Linked DNA regions of Mus musculus: region 1 is linked to region 2. A link is a loop called in an ENCODE intact Hi-C map of the cell type or tissue named here. Cell type or tissue: left cerebral cortex. All regions are shown on one strand. Each heading gives the region's core, and the rest is flanking DNA. Links, peaks and the distances in the headings are about the cores only.

The links. Peaks named below come from ENCODE experiments on the same cell type or tissue, not always from the same donor. Only the 100,000 strongest peaks of a DNase experiment are listed, where the experiment ranks them.
Region 1: it touches region 2 in a loop (2.2-fold over the local background); 4 of 42 quality-filtered maps call a loop at or near these places.

Annotation. Positions count from the first base shown.
Region 1 is chr13:56,888,299-56,899,980 of GRCm38, forward strand. Trpc7 (transient receptor potential cation channel, subfamily C, member 7) reads right to left here and starts at 7,491. Exons shown (of 12, transcript NM_012035.3): 1 at 7,195-7,491. The coding sequence starts at 7,196. In left cerebral cortex, for the core only: a CTCF peak has its summit at 6,423 (motif pointing right); DNase peaks (open chromatin) are centred at 6,422 and 7,268; H3K4me3 peaks cover 555 bases.
Region 2 is chr13:56,800,818-56,812,499 of GRCm38, forward strand. Trpc7 (transient receptor potential cation channel, subfamily C, member 7) reads right to left here. Exons shown (of 12, transcript NM_012035.3): 6 at 9,567-9,800; 7 at 3,696-3,960. Among named protein-coding and RNA genes, the nearest start is that of Gm52066, 41 kb to the left of the region's middle. In left cerebral cortex, for the core only: a CTCF peak has its summit at 6,120 (motif pointing right); DNase peaks (open chromatin) are centred at 5,252 and 6,141; H3K4me3 peaks cover 661 bases; H3K27ac peaks cover 709 bases.

The DNA of each region.
Region 1 (11,682 bases), core at 3,592-8,591, 87 kb after region 2:
GTTTTTTGTTTGTTTGTTTTTTGTTTTCAATTGGGAGAATGCTGACTTACTGTCTGCTGTCCCTGAGGTTAGAGGGGTGGAGCAGAGCAGAAAAGCAGCTTGAGTTGCCCTGTACCAGTGGAGGGAATGGGGTAGGGCTGCGGGGGAAACGGGCAAGTGGGGACGTTTTATTTCTTTCTGTGTCAGACTGAGCAGGTCCCCCAACCTCTCTGCATTCTTGCTTTCTTAGCCCTATAACGATGCACAGAGTTTTTTGTTTGTGTGTGTGTGTGTTGTGTGTGTGTGTGTTCCACAGTGTGGGTTCAAGGGGCAGGTAGAGGCTAGAGCTACTCAATGTTAGTTTATCTCTCCCTTCCTGTCCAATGCCTATGCCCAGTCTCCATGGAGGATACAGTAGAACCTTTGGTTCCCACGTCTCCCCCTCTACTGAGTTCTGACACTCTGGTCCCACTGTACTAGGCTATAAGCATGGCCACACAGTACTGATCCTACAGTTGGTGCCATTCTGTATGTGGGTCATGTCCCCTGGGCCTCAGGCAAATCCGGCACCTACTCAAATCAAGATGTGGCCAGGAACAGGACTGCCTCTTACAGAGACTCCTAGGGGAGTCATCTTCATCTCCCTATGACTAGATCCAGAAAACCTGTATTCTGTCTTCTCGGTAGAAGACATAGCCCAGCTCACATGCTGTGCATACTTCTAACTTGTTACTTTTCCCCTTGTGGCACAGAGAAGTTACTACTGATCGACTAACAGCAACAGTTAGCATTTACGAGACCCTGCAGTGTCCCAGGTGCTATGCTAAGAGCTCTGGGTTCGCCAGCTTGTGCAGGTCCTCTGTAAAACCAACAGAGAAGGAAGTTTATCCTCACCTGTGCTGATAGAAGAGCACTGGTTACCAGCCCTTGAAAGCCACATGGCTCTGGCAGTCTTGAGGTTTCTTGGCTTTGCCAAGTCACCTAAGGGTTTGCCAAGGATTTGTTGTTGGGGTGGTTGGTTGTTTTGTTTTGTTTTGTTTGTCCTTAATTTTTCTCTTTACTTTTTATCTATTTATGCGCAGCATTTGCATGTGTGTGAGAGAGCACGTGTGGAGGTCCAAGGGTAACCTGCAGCATTTGGTTTTTCCCCTCCCACCATGTGGGTCCCACGAATCAAAGGTTCAACTTCTCCGGCTTATTGATAAGAAAGAGCCTGAACGGCTTAGCCATCTCACTGACCTGTGACCAAAATTTAAGATGTCACCAAAAGAGGCAGCCATAATGTAATCTGAGCTCAAATCAGACCTTTCCAGCTAGCCTAGGAACCTTGTGGGTACCTAGTTCCTTGGTCCCAGATTACAGCTGTGAATGAGAGGGGCTAGACCAGATGTACCCCAGGCTACTCCCAACTTGCACATCTTAGATTTTCCTGTTCCCCAAGTTGTTCCCACCTGAATTCCCTTTTCCTGTCTTCTCTCACCCATGCTATCTGAATGATTCAGGATGGCACAGTCTTAACCCAGAGAGCACCTGCTTCCCGGTAAGAACCGAGAAGCTCATTTTAAGTCTTTCCCATTGTCCCAGAGAACTGTCTTGCTGTTCCTGATTGTGTTTGTGGCCTACCAAGTGCCTGGCACTTCTCTCAAACCGATTAAAGAAATAAGCTGCACCAATAATTCACACTAGAGCTTTCACGTCGACCCTGGAGTTTGCGACTGTGTAGACTTTGGAATTCTGAACTGGTGCTTTCATGCTCACTTAACCTTTGACCTGACCCAGCTCCTCAGGGTCCAGCCCCTGCTGTAGATCATTGGAGGTCAGACCTGGGTACTCTAAATCCTGCCTGGAGCTGAGTCACACTTCCCTTGGGAAAGCCCCGTATGGCAAGGTGGAGTGGCTCCTTCTTCTGCAAAAACTAAATGCAGGTGTCATGGGAACCCCCTCCAAGCCAGCTCCAGGTAATAAATCCTGACAGTAAGCCCTGCCGATATAAACCGCCACCTATTCTAAAGCGCGCCTTGATAGAAGATTGCAGGGGAGAGCTTCCAGTTCAAGTTCCCAGGCCTCTGAGCCCTTTCTCCCCAGAGGGTTGTCATTTCACCAAGAGGCTGCTCCCTCCCACACAAGGCAGATCCTAGATGGGGATCCTATGGCAATGGTTCCCCAGTCGAGGGAGGCCCAAACAGTGCAGGTTCATTAGTAGGCACTTCTGAAGGGGGGTAGAAGCCAGCCCCCTCATTGGTCTTCCCCTCCCCCTCATTCCGGAGCTTGAGTGAACCTGCTTTCCAGGCCTGTCATCTGGGCACACAAAGACACCGAAATTGTGGAAATTGAAACCACAGAAGAATGATGTTCCTCATAGAATCACTCGCCCGTTCTGAGATACACAGTCGTCCATCCCTCTGGGGAGCCTCTCCCCGGACTTAGTCATCACAGCTCAAACCCAGGAAGAGCAGCTTCCCTCAAGAGCCTGCGAGCTGTGCCAGGTATGAAGCAGCAGCTGTCCTCAGAGAGGCAGGCTCCATTCTCTCCCCTTTCCATCCCAAGGCTGTCTAAGAGGGACAGTGGTTCAGACTTACAAGGTCAAGGGTACCAAGCTATTACATAGCAAGAAGCCTTGGGGAGTAAATTCAAAGGAAATAGAATAACCACTGAACCAAGTCCGAGCAGAGAACACTTTGCAGGGAACACAGAAATACCCAATCTAAATTCAAACTCCACATGAATATGGTAGACATCGAAGCCTGCAAAATGAAACAACACTCACATCATTCGTTAATTTTCCATGTTACCCAAAGAAAAGAAAAATCAGAATATTAGCATGCTAATCTTTTAAGTGAACAAACTGAAATGTCTAAATCTTAGGGCAGGGAGGAGTGGTGTCATGTGATGTTTCTGTAATAATTATACTGTGTAGGGGGCGGAGCATGCATGCGCACACGTGTGGGACTGCGTGGCTGTGACTTCTCAGAGGGGAACTGTCCTCACTGGCTGTACATTTTTCTGAGTGACCTTGAAGGCAGATGGAAGATGAAGCAAACATGCCAGTCTTCAGAGCCTTTAAACTCTCAGCTCTGAGATTCATTTGGATGCTCAAAAATGACCAGCTCTCCTCCTTTTCTAGCCAAACTCGGAATTAAAATGAAATCGTATAGGCTTCAGTTCATGTGTGGCTGGAAGTCTATAAAATGGGGCTGTGTCATTCAGTGGGGACATGTCCCAGGAGGTCTACACAGCAGACCCGGAAAGGATTCAAACGCTGAAGTAGACCTTAAGCCTCACTGTAGAATTCTTGTCAGATCTGACAGCCCCCCGCCCCCCACCTTGCTCCCGGCATCCTTCTGATGATGGCCTTTTTAATGCATGCGTACCAATGGATATATTTTACTTCCATGTCTTTGCCATTTAATCTTGATCCAATAGTATCATATTAGGGACATGGATGTCACATGGGTTGGATGGACTCCACAAGACAGCCTATGGCAAAATCACTCAGCCTACAGTAGCTGGTGGTCGGGCTCACACCTGGGAACTCAGTGTGTTTCCCTGCGGGTCCCCATCCCAGCTGCAGGGCAGCGAGGAGAAGGAGCATCCCTAAGTGCAACTGGCATTCGGTCGTCTTTACTTCGCTATGTTCCTTTGCACTGAACTTTGAACACAGATGCCTTTTATCTCCATGTCACTGAGATGAGCGGTCAAGCTCACTGTCCTTCTCATCTAAGGCCCGGTGGCTTTCATTCTCCGGAATGCCTATGCTGACACTGGTGTCACCGAGAAGCAGTCTGGTGCAGACAAAACCATCCGAGAGGAGGAGGGACTGGAAAACTCCCTCTCCATTCCTTGGGATGCTATTTTTATCGAGCTTCTCTTACCCAGATGTGAGTAAGCCATGAAAGCAGCCACCTTGGGCCCTAAGTCCGGCTGTACATGTGGTGAGTTTGGAGTCAGGGTTCTGCTTAGTTACCAAAGAAGAAAAGGGCACTTAAGAATCTCTTTTGAGAGATGTGTTGTCTTTTTTTTCCCTCCCTTCTTTTAAAATTGCAACACGCCTCAAAGGCCTCTGTGGAGATCATCCAAGCCTGAAATCAATTCAGTCTGTAACATTCCCCAGCTGGACATAGAACCAAACGATCCAGAATTCAGATCAGGCACCCGCGAAAACCGAGCCCAGTTTTACCAGGTTCTGAGCTTCATCTCCCCGAGAACAGACTCTGAGTTTTAGCCTATGAAGTGGAAGTGAGGAAAGCCAAGCAATCTGTAGTCATCCCCAACACCTCAGTGACTTTGTCACTGAATATTAAGTAGCATTTCTACCAAGTGTCCTAGACACTTTAGAGACAGTGATGACCAAAACCCAATGCACCTTGCTTCTGTGGGTTCAGATTATATTCTATGCTGACAGACTCGGGTATTGTTTCAAATGACTGTGATGACAGAGATGGTTGAAACACATACATTTACGGAGTTCTAATTACCATGTTAAGTGCTTTATATAAATTACTGTTGTAAATTATCATATGATAAGCCTAACTATCATCCCAAATGACTACTCAATTATATCAATTAATACGTATCACACATCAACCACGCGTCAGCCTTCAGACTGAGCATCGACATTTTAAGTTATAGAAAATACAGCATCATGTAGGTGCTAATTCCATTCCCGTTTAGCAGACAAAGAAATGGGACTCCGGTACATTAGTCACATTTCCCAAGATACTCAAGGCCTGGTCGGGGCACCCTCTGGTAGATGTGTGCTCTGCTGGATTTCAAGCCTTGCGTCTGGCTGGTCTGCTGCTGACATCCATCTTACTCTTGCCTGTTTCTATGTTTACCTAGTCCACAGACATTCCCACTAGAGTGCAGGATCCTTGTGGGCAAGGGGATTGCTTGTTTATACTGCATCTCTACCCGGCATCTAGAGCTCTTGATGTTCAGGTTGTGGTACATAGTGAAATAGGTCAATTCTCAAATACTTGATCTGGATTGGTCTCTTTTTTTTTTTTTTAATGATAAAACTCTGGTATTGATGGTTACAAGTATCTACTTTCTTACAAAGGTCCCAGACAGTCCTGTAGCTATTATTTCTTGTTTCTGACTGACAACTTCAAAACTAAGGTATCAGTTCTGAAGTAAAATCAGCTCCAAGGGACTAACTCTGCTGTAAGCCACAGAGGGCTTAGGTAGAGGAAGCAGCTTTCAGAGGGCCAATCTGTCAAGTCCCTGAAGAACTAGAACAGAAAACTGAAACATTTCCATTTTTTTTCCATCCTACTCCTGAGTTTCTTGTGAATTCCCAAAGGTATCCCACTTATTTCTGAGTTTTATCTTCCCAGCATGTTGAAGGTGAGGTGAAATTATGCCTATAGACGCCTTGGTAGCTGGTAAATACCCCCACATCATCGAGCATCCGTAAAGTTATTGTTTGAATTGTGGATCTAAGGCATTTGGGTTCTGACCCAAGTTAGTGAGCATATGTTTGTATATTGAGTGAAAGAAAACAGATACCTGGTTAGCTACTCCACTGTGTGTGTAAGGTCCTACTACGAGAATGAAGCAAACCACTCCAGGCTGTCCATGTTACTAATAGTAAGATCTACTATTCAGTCAGTTCTGCAAAAGTGGGTGTGGTTCCATTTCATCTAGGATTGGAAACTATCATCTATTATTCCTCCATGCCGTATATGTCTATCAGTAACATCAGTAACACACACGCGCGCGCGCACACACACACACACACACACACACACAACATCATCTAGGGAAGAAGTTATTCCTAGTGTTTACAAACTGTGGTACGGTTTAGCAATCTAAATTAACTAGCACTTTGCCTGCTCTCTTTGTTTCTGATTTTTTTTTAAAATCTTCATTTGCTTATCTAGACCACAGGAAGATGTGAAACCGGGTGTCTGTATCTCATATTTTATATAGTTCCAGAAAGAGCTTAAAAAGCCAGCTCAAATAGTTATGTTAAGATTAGTCTTGGGATAAAATAAGAGTGCACAGTGTTGCGCGGTTCCTCTCCCTCTGTGAGGAGAGTCAGGAGTGAACTGAAAGGGGTCCCATGGCCTGCTGAGTGCTTCCCAGAAGGGATGATTGCTTACCCCGAGCAACAGCTCCTGCTAGTTCTCACCCACAATGCCACATGAATTCCACAATTAGCCACAGTGAGGCACCACACAGTTCTGTTTTTTTCTGGGTTAATTACTGCCTAAAGGAGTTGGCTACTCTACGTACTTTTAAGCTGAAGGACAAGTGTTTAGGGAAATCAATACGAAATTCCACTGTGATAACAGAAGCTTGGGGAACTGCTGTCCGGTCGATCCCAGGGAGTAGATTTGTATGCTATCCATAATGGATATTCTGGATTTTATGTGAATTCATTCATTCATAAATTTGATGTGTGCCCAATGCTTTAGGAAGAGGACCCACCAGCAGATGGCATTCTGAGGCAAAATTTTACTGAGGGAGATCAGATGGGGTCAATCATTATTGCCTTTTGCAAAGCTACCCTGAATCCATTAAATGGCAGTTAATGGCACAGCGTCTTTGGTTGTATCTACCCAGCCTTACATAAGTGAATTTACAGCATGAACTTAAGTGAGAGACTCTGTCATCTCTAGTGACAAAGCTTATGCCCAAAGCCCTGCCAAGGTTTACGTCTCATTTATTAAAAGCATATTTGTTATCTTGAAATGAATGGCTAGAGGAAACATACACCCAGGACCCTATTTTCAACAGGGAAAAGAAAGAAAGAAAAAAAGAAAAAAAAAGAAAGAAAGAAAACTGAAAAAAAATAGCCTTTTATCGCCACCTGTAGTTCTTTAATGGTGTAATCTCTTATAATGTAGCTACGGTTCTCTCCCCAACTCCATATTTATATTAAAATCAAACCAGAGAAGCTCTCAGCAGTGCAGAAGCCGAGATAACACACATGCTCTCTTCTAGGAATAAAACTGTACTACTCCAGCATGAAATTTACAGGATACCAGGTTGAGTTTCCTATTTCTACATGGCTTGTAAACTTAGACATTCAACAAAAGGGGGAAAATATCGTACCAACTCAGTAGAAAAGATTTCAGCTCCAGACTTGGATCCCCAAATCTAAGCAGTGCCTGCAAAAGGGCTAATAAATAAAAGTTCAATTCCATATTTCGGGGATAAAGCAGTCTCTACTGGGAAAATCAATATAAACCAACCACCAAAGCCACTTACATCGAGAGTAGAATACGCAGGCTTGTCCCTCCTCTAGATGACCCGAATCCTGAACGGAGTCTCCGGGATCTGGCTCCCCATGGGTGGCCGAGGCGGAGGTGCCGCTCTCCGTGGTGCTGAAGTCGAGATCTGCTCCAGAGAGCGGAGTTGCGATTGTGTGGAGGTGCGCTCTGCTTTCCTTTGTGGGGAATGGTGAAAACTCGCCTTTTGTGGCCGACTTGCCTTCCTGTCCTTTTCCTAATCTGGGGGAAATTTCCCAGAGAATGTGAAGGAGAAGCATCCGTGTGTGAGACTGGCATGCAGCGTGATGATGGGCTGGTCTAGTCCCCACCCCTCTTCCAGACGTAGCTTTGAAAGGGAGAGAACAACTCTGCTTTTCTATCAGAACCCCTCAGGATTTCTTCATGCCCCTCCCCCTAGAATAGTGCATAACACCCCCCACAGAGAGAGAATGAGAGAGAGAGAAACACACACTCACATACACACACACACACACACACACACTCATGCAAACACACACCCTTTAGTTATTTAAAGCAACATGAAGAGTCTTAATGAGTTTAAACAAGTGAAAAGTGGGGAATGGGCTGATTTCCTACTTGTTGGTTTATAGGTGTTTGGGGGGAGGGACAGACTGTGGGGGGAGGGACTAACCAGAAGATAGAGTGACAGTAATAAGCTCCTTTTGTGATCCTAAAGCCACACCCACTTTCTCTTTTGAGAGTGGTGCGTTTTCTAACGTGGCCTTCGTTTTATGATCTGTTAGTATTGCCTAGGCTCATCTGACTTTGGTAGAAGAGACTTTATAATGATTAACTTTATATGTAACTTTTCACATATTGAAAGGAAATTCCCTGTGTACCAATTCATGTCTCCAACAGCCACCATTTTCCCCAATCAGTATGTTATGGCACAGTGTATCAGTCTTAAACACCAAGGTATCTTGATGACATGGGAGAGAAATATCCTTAACTGAAACACTGACTTTATAAGAAAAACAATAATTCAAGGACTTATATTTTTTACCTTATACAATTGTAGTACAAACTTTGAAATCTCAATATATGTGCCAAATTAGATAAGCCACAATTTTTCATAAAAGATAAATATAAATACAATTAATTTAGCATCATCCTATGATTATTAAGACACAGCTATTTCTAGCTACTCTCTAATTACTTGTGAATAAAGGCACAATATTTCATGACCTGAGAAGACCCTAGACAACAGAATTTTTGCTACATGGTGCTCACTCTAAAAAGTTTGCTGGGTATGTTATAATACAGGAGGAGGAGCCTCATCAGTCTAGTGTCCAATCAAATAGCACTGACTGTTTAAGAAGATTCAAAAAGATTTTCATGATTGTGGCTACAATTTCTAAAACAGATCAAGAAATGTTACCTCCAAGAATGACTGTGAGTCATCTGTGAGGTTCTTGGGGGCAAGAGGGCAATTCTCTAGGAAAGGGCGGCAGGGGATGGTTCTTTTCTGTTATTAACAAGCTGATTAGGCTATGTGGAACACAGACAGTTGAGGATGCTCACTGCTCAATGATGTGATAGCAGAAGCTCTGCTCTATGCCTAGCCCTGTTCTAAGCTATGAGTGTGACCTACTCTGCTCCAGTGTCACCACAACTCAATAAGCAAGTAGCCATTGTCATGTCCATCTTCTAGGTGGTGAGACTGAAGGTTGCACTCAGAGATCCAAGGATACAAACACAAGATGTTTGATGAGAGGTCATGAGCTCTAGACTCTATGGGGAACCTGCAAGCTGAGCTGACAGAAAGACCTTATGCAGGACCCAAGACACGCCCCCGAGACATGCCCCAGTGTGAGAGCTGATGGCTCGCTTATCCTAAGTGTAGATAGCAAAGATTTAATTACTTCACTGTTCTGCTTACTACAACTTGTGCTTTCAAGGGGGTGTGACATTTTCTGGGTGGTAAGTAGTCACCCTTTAAACAAGCGCCTCTTCATGTATGTATAGCCTCTGTAAATAGTAAGGGGCTTAGACAAGAAGGCCTCTGAAGACTGAATCTATCAAGTGTTACCGGTCAACTGGACAGATGGCCTTTCTTAAGTTAATTAATATTTCTATGATTTCTGTAAAATAATCAGTCCATTCCTCTCTCTTCCCTCTGCCCTTCCTCCATTGCTTCCTTTCATAGATGGATATATATATATATACACACACATACATATATAAACTTTATCTAATGTGTTTTTCAATGAGATTATTATGTATAGAAACAAGAAACAAGGACAGTTTAACTCAGAATTTTACAAAAATATACCGTTGGCTATTTATTAAAAAATAACCATCTCTATCAATAGCAGCTAGAGTCATAACTCAGTATCTTGAGAAAGTGTATTATAATTAAGAAAGTCTTGTTCTATATTGATTCACTAATTATGATGAGGAGGACGTAATCACAGGCTATTTTCAGTTACAGTGAAGTGTCTAACTTTGTGGTTGTGGAAGACATTTCTGCTAGCTTCCTATATATTCTTCTATGCTCTAGTAATACTAAAGAGTTCGGAAAAATTAGCATTTTATTCAAGTGAGCAAGCCTATTTGTTTGAGTCTAATGAAAAATTAAAATCCTATATCCTTTAGAACCATAAATATTTTAAAGAGAAAAATGTTAATTTTAAGAAAAATTTCTTTGGGGGAAAGTATTTTATTCCACAAAGCACAGTTTTAATATTGGAGAGCTTGTGTGGAGGCTTATGGAATAAAATTAATTTTGTCATCAGTCTTCTTGGAAGGTTCTAACTAGAGGAATTCCCTTACTTGTTTTCAACAAAAGAGGGAGAGAAAATATTTAAATGTATGTACTACTGCAGGAAATGCCAACCCTCTTGGGAGCTTTGCATATTTCAGGTAATTGTCACCATAACAATTGATAAAGGGCACCATGAACCCCACTGTTGCCCACCATTTGCATATGAAGGAGCTGAGATTCAGAAAAGTTAACTATTTATTATTTTCAAGGTCACATAGTTAATAAGTACGTTAATATCCAAGGGTCTTTCTCCACACATCTCCAAAGAAAACGCTACTAGCATGTTGATGAATCAGTGCAATCTGATTTGCATATAAAGCTAGAAGTGTGCAAAATCCATTAGAAGCCAACATTTTAATCTCATGCGTTACATTTGCACATGGAGGCAGTTTTTATAGGGTGTCCGTTACTGTTGATCCTTGAGTTGGTTTCAGAGAATAAATGCTCTGATCCAGCAGCCCAAATAGGTCCTGGGAACCATCATGGTGGTGACACTGGAGCAGAGTAGGTCACCCTCAAAGCTTAGAACAGGGCCAGGCATAGAGCTGAGCTTCTGCTAACACATCACTGAGCAGTGAGCATCCTCAACTGTCTGTGTTCCATATAGCCTAATCAGCTTGTTAATAACAGAAAAGAACCATCCCCTGCCGCCCTTTCCTAGAGAATTGCCCTCTTGCCCCCAAGAACCTCACAGATGACTCACAGTCATTCTTGGAGGTAACATTTCTTGATCTGTTTTAGAAATTGTAGCCACAATCATGAACATCTTTTTGAATATTCTTAAACAGTCAGTGCTATTTGATTGGACACTAGACTGATGAGGCTCCTCCTCCTGTATTATAACATACCCAGCAAACTTTTTAGAGTGAGCACCATGTGGCAAAAATTCTGTTGTCTAGGGTCTTCTCAGGTCATGAAATATTGTGCCTTTATTCACAAGTAATTAGAGAGTAGCTGGAAATAGCTGTGTCTTAATGATCATAGGATGGTGCTAAATTAATTGTATTTATATTTATCTTTTATGAAAAATGTGGCTTATCTAATTTGGCATACATATTGAGATTTCAAAGTTTGTACTACAATTGTATAAGGTAAAAAAAAAAAAGTCAACCCTTGAATTATTAAGGTATTTTTTCAAGAAAACAGAAACTAATATGAAATACTTTCTAGAAATCAGCATATAAATTGATAGGCTTTGCTATGAATTTTTCATAAACTTATGTAATGTACCTTCCTCAGGTTGATATCTCCCTTCATCCTCTGGATTTTTTTTCTCTTTTCTCTCTTGATTGTTCTTTTTCTTCTTCCAAATAATATGAAATATTTATTTATGTTCTACCTTGAAAGAGATCTGAGATACTCTGGTAGTAATGGGAGTTTCCCTTTAGTGAAGGATTTGTTTAAGGAGGGCATCCAGTTTTCATGCCCATCAGCATTTGCTGTAGCTGGAAAGAGGTCTCCTACCCTAGCTCACTCACTTTTGAAGGAAGATTATGCCTGTGGGTCAGTGAAGAGGGAGGAGGCAGTTGCTCTAGGGATACTCTCTTTGGCGCCATCACCTTCTAGGGCTCACCGCTATGTTGGACAAATGATCACAGTTTGACTACCCCTTCTGCCCATTCCTCTCCATAGACACTTATCTCCAGTGAATATTTTCACTTAATAGTCCACATCAACACTGACGTCTGCCTGGAAAATGGG
Region 2 (11,682 bases), core at 4,092-9,091:
TGTCTAGGCAGGTGGCCTGGGACTGCCGGCTTTGGAGCAGAGTGTACTTTAGTGGGATTTTCCAACTTCATCTCCATCACAGTGACATCCAACGAGACTCCAGGTCCCTAACACATGTGCCTCCTTCATTCTCTTGGGACATTTTCAAGACCATGGCTGATCTCGTGGGGTGACATGCTCATCTCACCGTGCAGTCTAAAGGGAAGGGATGACATTTGCCACAACCTATTCCCTCCTCTTTCTGTTCCAGTCCTCCATTGATAATTCAGTCAGTCCCGCTCACAGCTATGTAGTGCGTTTCAGGACCTGCTAAGGAAGAGGAGGAGGAGGAGGAAAAGGAGGAAGGGTCGAGAAGGAGGAGGAGGAGAGGGGGAGGAGGGGGAGAGGAGAAGGAGGAGGAGGAGGAGGAAGAGGAGGAGGAGGAAGAGGAGGAGGAGGAGGAGGAGGAGGAGAAAAAAGAGGTCCTTTCTTCACTGTGTCTGCTGTGCCCCAGGCTCCTTGTCCCTACACTAGAGAAGGCCTGGGGTGGTTTGGTACCTGATGTCTCTGGTGCCTGGCCCCCAGGAGCAGATGTGTTAGGCTGGAAAACACAGGAGCCTTTCCTTCTTGGCTGACATCTTCCCCATGGCTGTTGACAAAGTAGTTCCTGCTGATTGGATGCCTTTAGGTCCTGTCCTGCTGTCCCTCTGTCCTGCCAACCCTCTATACACAAACCCTGGCACATTCAGAGCAATTTTGCTTTTGGGTGATTCAGGTTTATTCCATTCCTTCAACAGGTGTTGAAGAAAAAAAAAAGGAGTCTGATTGGCTACTTGATGTACTGTAGCCAGTCATAAACCAGGCCACACCCAGGGAGGGTCCTACAGTCTCAGCTCAGTCGCCATAGCCATTGCTGGCACTGCCAATACTGGAGGCTTTATGTACTGCATGGCCCCTGCTTCTTTGTGGAGCCTAACAACAGTCCCATGAGGCTGGCCTTCTTCCTTCCGATTCTATCAGAGGTGTGGCAATTAAGGGCCAGGGATTTAAGACCATGCACGAGGCTGCATAGTGAGTCCCAACTAAGATCAGATGGAAATCTAGTCTGACCCCTGAGGTGCTGCTGCCCCCACCCAGCCTGCAACCCTCAGGCTTCTGTTGTTCCTCAGTGTTGGACCTGACACATCTGCTCTCTGTAGACACTTCGCACCTGTAAGTCAGCAGCATGGGGGGCTGACCACTGAGCAGGCAGCACCACCACAGCTCTGAGGTAAATGGCGTGGAGGTTAAGCCATTTTGTTCTTAGATAGCATCTCTCCCCTTGATGAGCGATTTCCCCAGAAGCAGAGCCAGCTGAGGCCTTGTGACAGCGGGGATCACCCAAAGCACCAGTCATCTGAAGTGTCTGGAAAACAGATGTCACCTGTGGACATGTGTGTGTGTGTGTGTGTGTGTGTGTGGGGGGTTCTTAGCCCTCTTGATCCCAGCTGCTGCCCTGGGTGGGTGGATACTCATTTTCCTAGAGTCTGACCAAAGCTTAATAGAGAAGTTCTCGACCTGATGGGTCTGGAGAATGTCTGAGACCGGAGACCTTGCACCAGGATACTTTGCACGAAACACTCAGCTGTGGTGGAGGATGAGGGACTTGTGAGCTTATAAGGTGGGCAGCCCCCTTCCCTCTTTGCAGACATGAACGAGAAGTCCTGGGCCGAAGCTTTGTCAGCAGAGACTGATCGCACTTAGAATTTCAGTTCTGTGGACAGACTGGAATGTTGCTGGTCCAAAGGCTGGCTACCTTACCTTGGACTTGTTCTAGCCCCCAGGAACAGCCATTCTTTGCCCATCCTTACATAAGGACTAACATCTCTTAAGACAATAGAAAAACCCTTTTAATATCTATTGACTTAGCAGCCTACTAGCCTCTGCCAACCCAGAGGCTAGACAGCATCCTCGCCCATAGAAAAGCTCACCCCATCTCACCAAACCTGCCTCTTTGATGTACCCACACCGATACACCTTAGACTTGTTTTGATCATTCTGCAAAACGATACAACGTCATGAAACTGCTTCTGTGTTGGAACACTGAGTTTGGGGTAACCTAAATCTGTGTTCCTGCGCCATGGTCACTGAAAATGGCTCCGGAAATCTACCTCTTATTCCCTTTAAGATGAGAGCTGTGGTTTTTGTGTTGACACCAAAGTGGACACACAAGCTCGGATATATCCAATGATGTGGCTAGTGGCTATCAGCTAGTAATGCCTGCCAGGGTGTAAACTTTGCCATATCTGTTTACTAGATTCAGTTCAGGTGATCTCTAGGAGACCTTGTTGTACCTCACGGGGGGGGGGGGGCGGGGGGGGGAGCGTTGGATCTTTTGCACACAGGTTGTATGAGACCTGTCTCTTTCTTCTTGGGCTGTGAAGTAGGGTATAGCATCACTGTGCTATGCTGCCTCTGGCTAGCTGGAGCCCCCTTAGCAGTAATTTGCTTCCCTTGCCTGGGCCTCTGACTCTGGTTGCAGAGACCCATGAAGCTGCAGAGCCTGCTTTGTGCTCAGCCAGGTGTAGATAGCACTCAGCCCAGGGCTTCCTTAGACTACAGGAGAGATAGTAACTGACCGCAGAGAGACAGCAGATGGGAGAGGTCTGACCGATCAGTTCTCTTTGTCTCAGGCTATCCTGAGGTGGGGCATTTCCATCTTGTCTCCTTGGAGAAGTCTGTTGTGCGCAGAGTGCACGTCAGGTAGGCAGCAGCCTCTGTTCACCTTCCCTGTCCCTCTTTTCCCTCTCAGCCTGCTTACTCTCCGCCCCCACCCCTCCTCTCATCTTTCTTCCCTGGATTATAGCTCTCTGGACCTAACGGCATGCATGTTGGCCTATGGGGTTTGTCAGGTTCTGTTCCTATGTAATCTAGGTGGAATGTATTGCTGTAATAATCATAATGGCCGCCCACCTTTTATTGTGTACTTTCTGGGTCACCCCATCTCGCACTATTGTCATGATGTCATTGTTACTCCTTGTGATGGTTTGAATGAAAAATGTCCCTTCAAAGGCTTAGCTGGTCACAGTTGGTGGCATTGTGTGAGGCAGTGCTGTAGGAAGGAAGCTACCTGCTGAAGGAAGTATATCACTGGGGGTGGGCTTTGAGAGTCCACAGCCCCACCCTCCTTCTAGTTTTCTCTTTTTCCACTTCCTGTTCGTGGTTGAAGATGTGATGTCTTAGTTTACTGATCCATCTGCCTGAAACCACGTTTCTCCTGCCATTATGGCCGCCCCTCCAACTTGAAACTGTAAACCCAAATAAACCCACTGTTTCTGCCTTAATTTGTTCTTGTTCCTGGTAGCTTATCACAGTAACAGAAAAGCAACGGATCCATCCCCATTTCAAAACTGCAGAAAGGGCTGGGTATGGGTGGCTTATGTTTTTTTAATGTCAGTACTCAGGAGGCAGAGGCAGGTAGATCTCTGAGTTCAAGGCTAACCTCATCTGCATCATCCTTTGCAGGCTAGCCTTAGCTACATAGTGGCAAAGTGGGGGATTTAAGTCCTTTGTTCTTCTAATGTCAGAACCTAAACCTTAAAACAATGAGAGCAAAACTCACACCAACCTCAAGGAGGCCTGAGTTCTGCAATGAACTGCCTGAAGGAGGTCCACAGGGACTCCCCAGATGCCCAGAGATGGCATCTGGGAGGGAGCAGCGTGCAGCGGGTACTCACGTGGTAAACGCTGGGTTGTACTTTGCACCTCGGTAGTAGGAGTACAGGTTGAACATTCCGATCATAAAGGCCACAAATACCATGATAAAAATGACCATGAACTTGAAGATGTCTTTCACAGTTCTTCCCAGGGAGATCTGCAAAGGTCCGAAGCTCTCATTGGCTGGCAGGATGTAGGCGATCCGGGAGAAGCTGAGGACAACCGCAATGGCGTACAGCCCTTCCGAGATGATCTGGGGGTCTGAAGGCCACCACTTATCCCTGGCTGAAAGGAAAGAATCTGTGTTACTTGTGTGTGTGTGTGTGTGTGTGTGTGTGTGTGTGTTACTTGTGTGTGTGTGTGTGTGGGGGGGAACCTGCTCTGGTAGGCATCTTTAAAGACTTGATTTTATTATTTTATGTCTGCATGGGTGCAGTGACCCAAGAAGGGTAGAGGGGCTTCAGAGCCCTTCAAGCAGGAGTTACAAGTGGTTGTGAGCCATCTGAAGGGGTGCTGGAACTTGGTCCTTTTGCAGAGCAGCAAGCGTTCTGTACTGCTGAGCAATCTCTCTGCCCGTTAGGCACAGGTAGCATTCTCGGTTGTCCTCTCTGCCTTTGGGTAATCCTAGCACACGAGATGCCATTCTTTTGGAATGAACTGTCTCTCCTGCTCAGAACTTAACTTCAGATCTGACTCATTCCCAGCCATCCTTCATGATTCAGTTTAGGAGTGATCTCTTTCCAGAAGCTGCCCTTAACTCCAGCAGTCTGGGTGGGGTTCCTGGTCTCCCGTGAGCTCCTGTGGTGTCCCGTGTATATCCATTCTGACAAAGGCTGCAGGGCTAACCATCACATTCCCCTCCTCCATGCACAGGAGCTGAGCCCCACACTGGGGAAGCATGAGGAGGCAGTAGAGACCAGCATGGGCTGGACTCAGTCAACTGGGTTTTCTGAGCCACACTGTCCCTGTGTGTGATCACGGCAGACAATCTCACTAGCCTTGAATGACTTTGACTGTTAAGCCACACATGCCAAGAGCTTGGGGCAGGGTCTGTGCAGAGCAGGCACGGATAAATGCCTGTGAAGTGGCTGAACAGACTTCGAACCACATGTTCAGATAGCCACAAGCCAGAACAAATCAGTTTCCGGGGACCAGGAATCTGAAGGGTCTGCCTGTGAACATAATCTTGCTCTGTCCCTCCCTTCACCCCAAAAGTATATGCTGGCAGCCTTTCTCACTGACTGAGTGAGGGTCTCAAAGGGGGTGACCAGCCACACAGCCTTGCCACAGCACTATTGGAGGGACAATGTTGGTGTTTACTGGTGAGTCCTGTGGCCCGAGCTGCCTTACAAGAATCGCTATAGCTGAGTGAGCCTCTACTGGGCCTTACCACAGGCCTACTGTCTAAGGAACAGCACTCAGCCTGGCTCCTAGGTGTCAGGACAAACAGTACGTCTCAGGCGAGGGCCGTTACCTCCCTCCTGGACAGTGCTGGTGCCTGCTTCTCAGTGTCTGGGCAAGAGTACTCCCCAGATGCTGAACATCCTCTATCGCCCCAGACTGCACCACGCGGTACAAACTGCCCTGCTGACAAAGCCAGCAGCATCCCCGTTGAGAACTGCTGAACGAAGCTTAAATGAAAAACATTGAGAAACTTAAATTAGCCCGCACACTAAATTAGCTGTGATTTTCACAACAGCCCCGTAGAGCAGGCATTACTGTTGCCATTTTAAAGATTGGATTTGGGGGTATGGGGCCCTTTTCTGAGCCAGTAAGTGCAAATAGAGAGCCTATTACAAGGCGATTCTTGGCACCCCACGGGAGATGGAGGGGGGAAGGAACTTTATTCTTTATTTTCAAAGCTAGGCTCTCTGTTAAATTAATTATAATAGAGAGAAACCTTTAGTAAGGGAAGCTGTGCCGACAGTTTAATGTAGCGCATTCCAAATTACATTTGGAATGCAATAACACAGATTTTAAGTTCTTACCAAAGTCAGAATTCAGAAACCCATGAAAGACAAAGTATGTATTTTCTAAAATACCTGCTGCTCTCTATGGATAAATAACACATACATTTCACATGAAATCATGAAATGTTTCTATTAAACAGGCACTAAAATGAGTTCCTGTCTTAATGTCACCTACAATTCTCCACCTTCCATCTCAGCTGTAACAGAAAAAGCTGCTCCGAGGTAGCTGTAGTTTCTGGAACTATGTTCCTGGAGGCCGAGGTTGGACTTCCGGTGCAGATGACTCTGCCTGAACCAGCTTGTCACAGCTGGGTGGGCATAAAACAAACGGCACTGCGTGATTCACACAAAGGGATGTTCATCTTGGAGCTGTTTCCATCAGAAAAGAAGTCTTTTCACACAACCTGAACCCACCTCTCTTCCAGCCTACGTTTTTGATACTGAACTGGTTGCACGGCTCGCCGGCAAGGCTCGCCACAAGAGGGCGCTCGGCCCCCATAGCTGGAGCTCATGCGCGCAGCAAGAGCTCCGGAACATTTCCAAGCGCCCAAGGTGAACCGGAAAAGGCAAGGACAGTATTGTGCTGTGGGCTGAGCTGGGACCGAATACAACTCACAGGGGAATAGAAGTCAACATAGAACAATGCTGCAGCCTGCATCGTGACATTAAGGAGAGTGCGCCCATCTTTCCACGAGACGCCAAAGCAGCATAGACCGGAAAACATACATGATTCAAGAAAACCCTGCATTTGTTAGCCAGCAAATGTTGGGAGCAAGGGGCAGGAAGCAGTGGTTGTGACAGGAGCTTGCTCATCTTTTACCACATTTGCGTTACGTGGACAGTTCGCTAAAGGTCATGGCCGTACCCCGCCATTCTGTGGTTAGAAGGGCCATTTGTTTTTATCTACCAGGAGGGACATTTGACATTCAACCCCTTTAAAATATGTGACAGTAATTAATACTTACTAAGCAGCAATCACCTCCGCCCCCTACCCCTAATCCCCCACTACCTCCACCCCTTCCACTTCGACCTCCATCCCCCTACCCCCAACTCCTCCACTACCTCTACCACCCCCCTCCACCCCATCCTTACCCCACCTCCTCCACCACCACCTCCACTACCACCTCCACCCCACCCCTAATTCCCAAACCTCCTCCCTCCTCCCCTCCCCTGCTCCCCCCCCCAAAATCTCCAAGCCTTCCCTCCTCACCCTGTTATCATTCTCTTTTACAACACGGGAGTACAGTGAATGAGGTTTTTAAAAAAAGAGGTAGTATTGATAATAACTGTTACCACCTAGTGAACTTTTACTATGATCATGGATAATGCACACATCTTCAATCTGCATCATTTTTATTTAACCCAAAACAAACCTTTTGACTTAAGAGTTTTTTTTTAAAAAACAAAACAAAAAAATGACTTAAGAGATTTTAATCCTCATCTTACACATGAGAAGTGGACACACAAAAGTTAACTAAACAAAAATAGAAAGTAAAGTATGGAGCTAGACTTGACTCCAGATCTCTCTAATTTTAAAGGTTTGGAACAAAATTAGCTAACTGGGGGCTGCAGAGATGGCTTGGTGGTTAAGAGCGCTGCTCTTCCAGAGGCCCCAGGTTCAATTCCCAGCCTTCACATGATGGCTCTGAACCTCTGCTAGGACCAGGTATGCATGTGGGTGCACAGACGTACATGTATGTAAACAGCCATACACAAAAATAAAAGAAAAATATAGGCTATGATTTTTCAATTAATTGAGGGCCAGGATTTTCTCTTATATAAAATAATATTGTGCTTCTGGTAACATCATAAGAGCCCTACTGGGGTAGGCTAGAGAGACAGACAAAGGAAGACAGAAAAAAGACAAAGGAAGGTAAAAGACCCCTTCCCTGTGGGGTCTAGTTAAACTCTGAGTCAAGAACCCCAGAACAATTAGCACAGGAGGAATGCCAACAGACGGCCATACGCCCGGAATCTGGTAGAAGGGACTGTGGGGAACACACATGACTTGACTCATTGGTATATCAAAAGACCTCCTGGACTTCTAGAACACTGTCAGTGCAGGCACTAAGATCAACCACAAATCAAAGGGACCTCACAGAGCTGAAAGCTTCCATATGGGAAAGGACACCATCATTTGGTCAAAGCAGGAAACTGCAGAGTGGGAAAATATCTTTACCAACTATGGATCTGATGGAGGGTTAATATCTACAATATATAAAGAACTCTAAGCAACCGGACATTAAAAAAACAAACATCCCAGTTAAAAATGGGGTACCTGACTATGTGGGGAGTTCTCAAAATAAGAAACACAAATGGCTGGGGACACCTAAACAAACAGCCAACATTTGCATCAGGGAAATGCAAATCAGAACCTCTCTGAGATTCCATTTCACACCTGTCAGAATGGCGAAAATCAATAAAATGAATGAGCCCTCACCCCTACCTCAGGAGCTATGGACAGTGGATGGCTTCTGTGAGGGGGGAGGGTCTATTTTCTTTAAGGATGTGGCTCCGGTAGGATGACCATGTTCCAGTGGATAATATATGGGCAACACAAACTGGAGCATATAGCTTAATTTGTTAAGAAAAGCAAAGGACACGAACTTGGGGTGAGGTTTGGGGAGGTAGGCATGGGTCTGAGAGGAGTTAGAGGGGGAGGCTTGGGGAGAATACGATCAAAAGGCGTTGTTAAAATTCTCAAATTGGTATTTTAAAAACCAGCCACAGAGGCTGCCTGCATTCTTTCTAAACAACCGATGCTACACCGGCAACGATGCCCGGGGCCTTTGGGTGCCGCCTTACTGCTTTACAGAGTATAAACCCGAACATTCCCAGGAAGCTCGCAACCAAGACCCTAAAGTTATAGCGGGAAACACATTTTAATTGCATTATGCAACTCATCGGGACCTATAGCTTTACTTCAGCTGCTGTATTCCATCCCACAGGTCCAGGGAGCCAGCCTGACCGCCATCACGCTCATTAGCATAACAAATACAACTTTGGAAGCCACCAACATCGTGTGTCACATGTACACACACACACACACATAGCTAATGTAAAGAACAACAACTCTTTTGAGAACCTCATACCCACACTTGGGTGTCTGATATTTTTTTTCCTAATTATCTTTCCCTTAGTGCCTATACCCCAAACCATACCATATGCCTATACCATAATCTCTCTTTTAAACATTTAATCATTAGCATATTAGTTGTATATAACAATGGGCTCATCCTGATGTCATATGCACATGCTATGGGCTTTGACCATGATCGCCATGTTACCCTCTCTTGCTCTCCTTCCAAACCAGTCCCTTTCCTACTTTCATGGATTTTGCAGGGAGGCTGACCCAAGGAGCTTAATTAGGGTTGCTTACGAAAATCTCTTCTTCATGAACTTCAACGCTCATTCATAATGGCTCATTCTGAAATTATTTTTTTCAGGGCAGTCAAGAATCCCACTGTCCCCTAAGTCGAGGACTTGGTACACCTCAGACTTCTTGGTAGGCAGCAGCCTTAAGTTGTGTTTCCAGCTTCCATGAAACCCGTTTCAAACCGGTATGTTCGATGTATTGATGTCTCTTTTAAGAACCTGTCTCTCACCCCGAGAGAGAATGTTGAACTAAAGCAGAACTTACGTTTGTGCAGAATAGAGGATTCCGCGTGGAAGTAAAAATTCAGTAGACAGATTCCCCATGTCGGGGATGGGGTGGGGCGGGGTTCTTTAGAAACAAAACCAAAAACCTACAGAAATGTCCCCAGAACCTCCTGAAACAATCCCATCCTTCCAAACACTAAAGGCCCACGTCTAAGGTTAATTCCACATTCTGTCAGCGTGCCGGGGACACCTGTGGGGTCTGCCGTGCCAGGTTCCAAATCCCAGGTCCTGGGACCAGGCTGAGTGACCCCTGGAACTCACCGTAGGTGAAGTAGGCCACTTCCGGTGGAAGTGAGACGTTGTGCAGCGTTACATCCTGCACGTACTGGTCCACGTACAGCTGGGCCTCGCTGGCCTTGAGGAAAGCCATGAACCTCGCAGTGAAGGAGGCCACGAAGATGGACAGCATGCCAAAATCCAGAAGGTTCCACAAGTGTAGCACGTACTCCCGCGGCCCCTCCTCCCAGATCTCCTTGCATTCGGACCAGATCATTCCTGTGGGAGGAGAAGGGCAGGCGCAGCTCTCAGTTACCTTGACAGATGCCGTGGGAACTAGGGAGGAACCAAAATACCAGCCCTGTGGGGGGATGGCTAGAGACAGACAGACACACCTGCAAAAACATACTCGTGGGTTTTTATCCCATCCCTGAAAGTGAGGAGAGGGTTCCCACCCATGGACCGACTTTGGAGGCGGAATGTGGGAGATAAGGCTGCAGAACGCACACACTTTAATATGGAGTAGTTATAAATTAGGAAGGAAGGGAGCTGAGGGTGCAGAATTCCTGAAGGTCCCACATGCGATGCAGAATTTGGTTTCCCCAGATTACAGATGACCTGTTTCTGTGGTTGATTCAGAGGGTTTAAGCATAGGGTTATTGGATTTCCTCCGCTGTTCCTTTAAATAACGAAATGGATTTTAAAGAGATATATTCCCGTTGTTACACAGTGAGCAATGTAGAGGTAGGGGTATATAATCGAAATGTTACAGGTTCCTCCATCCCTCTTCCCAGACATCCTTGGAAGATGGCCTAGGGAGTGGGTCTCAAGTTCTGTGACCCATTTAAACAGTTCTTCATAGTGTGGTGACCCTCTCCCCCAGCTATAAAATGATTTTTGTTATTTTCTAACTGTCATGGATCTTGATAGAAGTATCTGTGTTTTTTGATGGTCTTGGGTCACGACCCACAGGTTGAGAACCACAGACCTAGGCTAATACTTTGTTGTGTAGACTTCTAAACCTGTTGCTGTCTGGTACTGGGGCCACCTTGTACTAATATTGTTCACAATCTTTACAACTTCTACTTTAAGCGTTTTAGAACGAAATTCCCATCATGTGGAGAGACTGCAGCTAGGAATGTTTGGCCAGTGCCAAAAATGTCATATACACCAAGCTGACACCCCTTCCCTCCCATTGTCACTCCCTCCCATTTCCCAGTATTCCTTGCATTCCTGACTTCTCTGACAAGAAGAGATCGTCCTTTGATGGACTTTGAGTTACATAGTGGGCTTTCAAATGTCAACTCTTTTACCTTAGCAACTAAACAGATCACGTGGCATTGATTCACTTCTGTCTTGACACCTGCAGTTTGTGTGTAATGACCCCAAGGTAGAGCGCCATATCAGAGGTGCAGTGTCAGAACTCCCTGTGGTCTTCTACCATCTCTCTATGTCCAGCAGAGCAGTTACACAGCAGCTCCACCTCTGGCTCTGCCCCTGGACATGTGCATTGTCTCCTGCTTTCCCCCAGACCGTACACTAAGCCCACTAGGACGGCAGCTCATAATACAAGACAGGCTTCTCTGAGGACTCAGCGGCTGAGAGAGCCTGGCATCAAAGATGCTGCTGCCATTGGACATTGGTGATGGCTGTCCTCCAGAGGGAGGCTTCCTGGGTCTCCGTGCCACCTCAGAGCACATGTCAGTGAAGAACCAATTGCCTTCAGTCTTTGGGGACCCTGCCCAAGGACTGGTACGATCAACATTTGGTGGTGGAAAAGGCTCTTCAAATAAAAGGGATTGAAATGTTTTTCTAAGGCGAAAAGTAGCCCGAGAGCAGCCGACTGTAGAAGAGTCATATCTTTGTTTGCTGATGGTTGTTGAGGTTCTCACAGTGAGAAGTGTCCCCCAACCCCTGCAGGTCTGTTTAAAGGACTTCTCACGGCCCTTGTTTGTTTTTCTCTAAACAAAGCCTATGTCTCGTGCATACCCCATCAGACTTTGTACAGTAATTCAGTGCACCATAGATTTCTTAACATCAGAATATACTTTTATTTGCCTATTTAAAAGTCTCATTAGAAAACCCATCACAGGCTAGGGGGAAAAAACCCACATGGATTATTTATTTATTTTTACTTTATCTCCCCCTAGATTAAAATTAC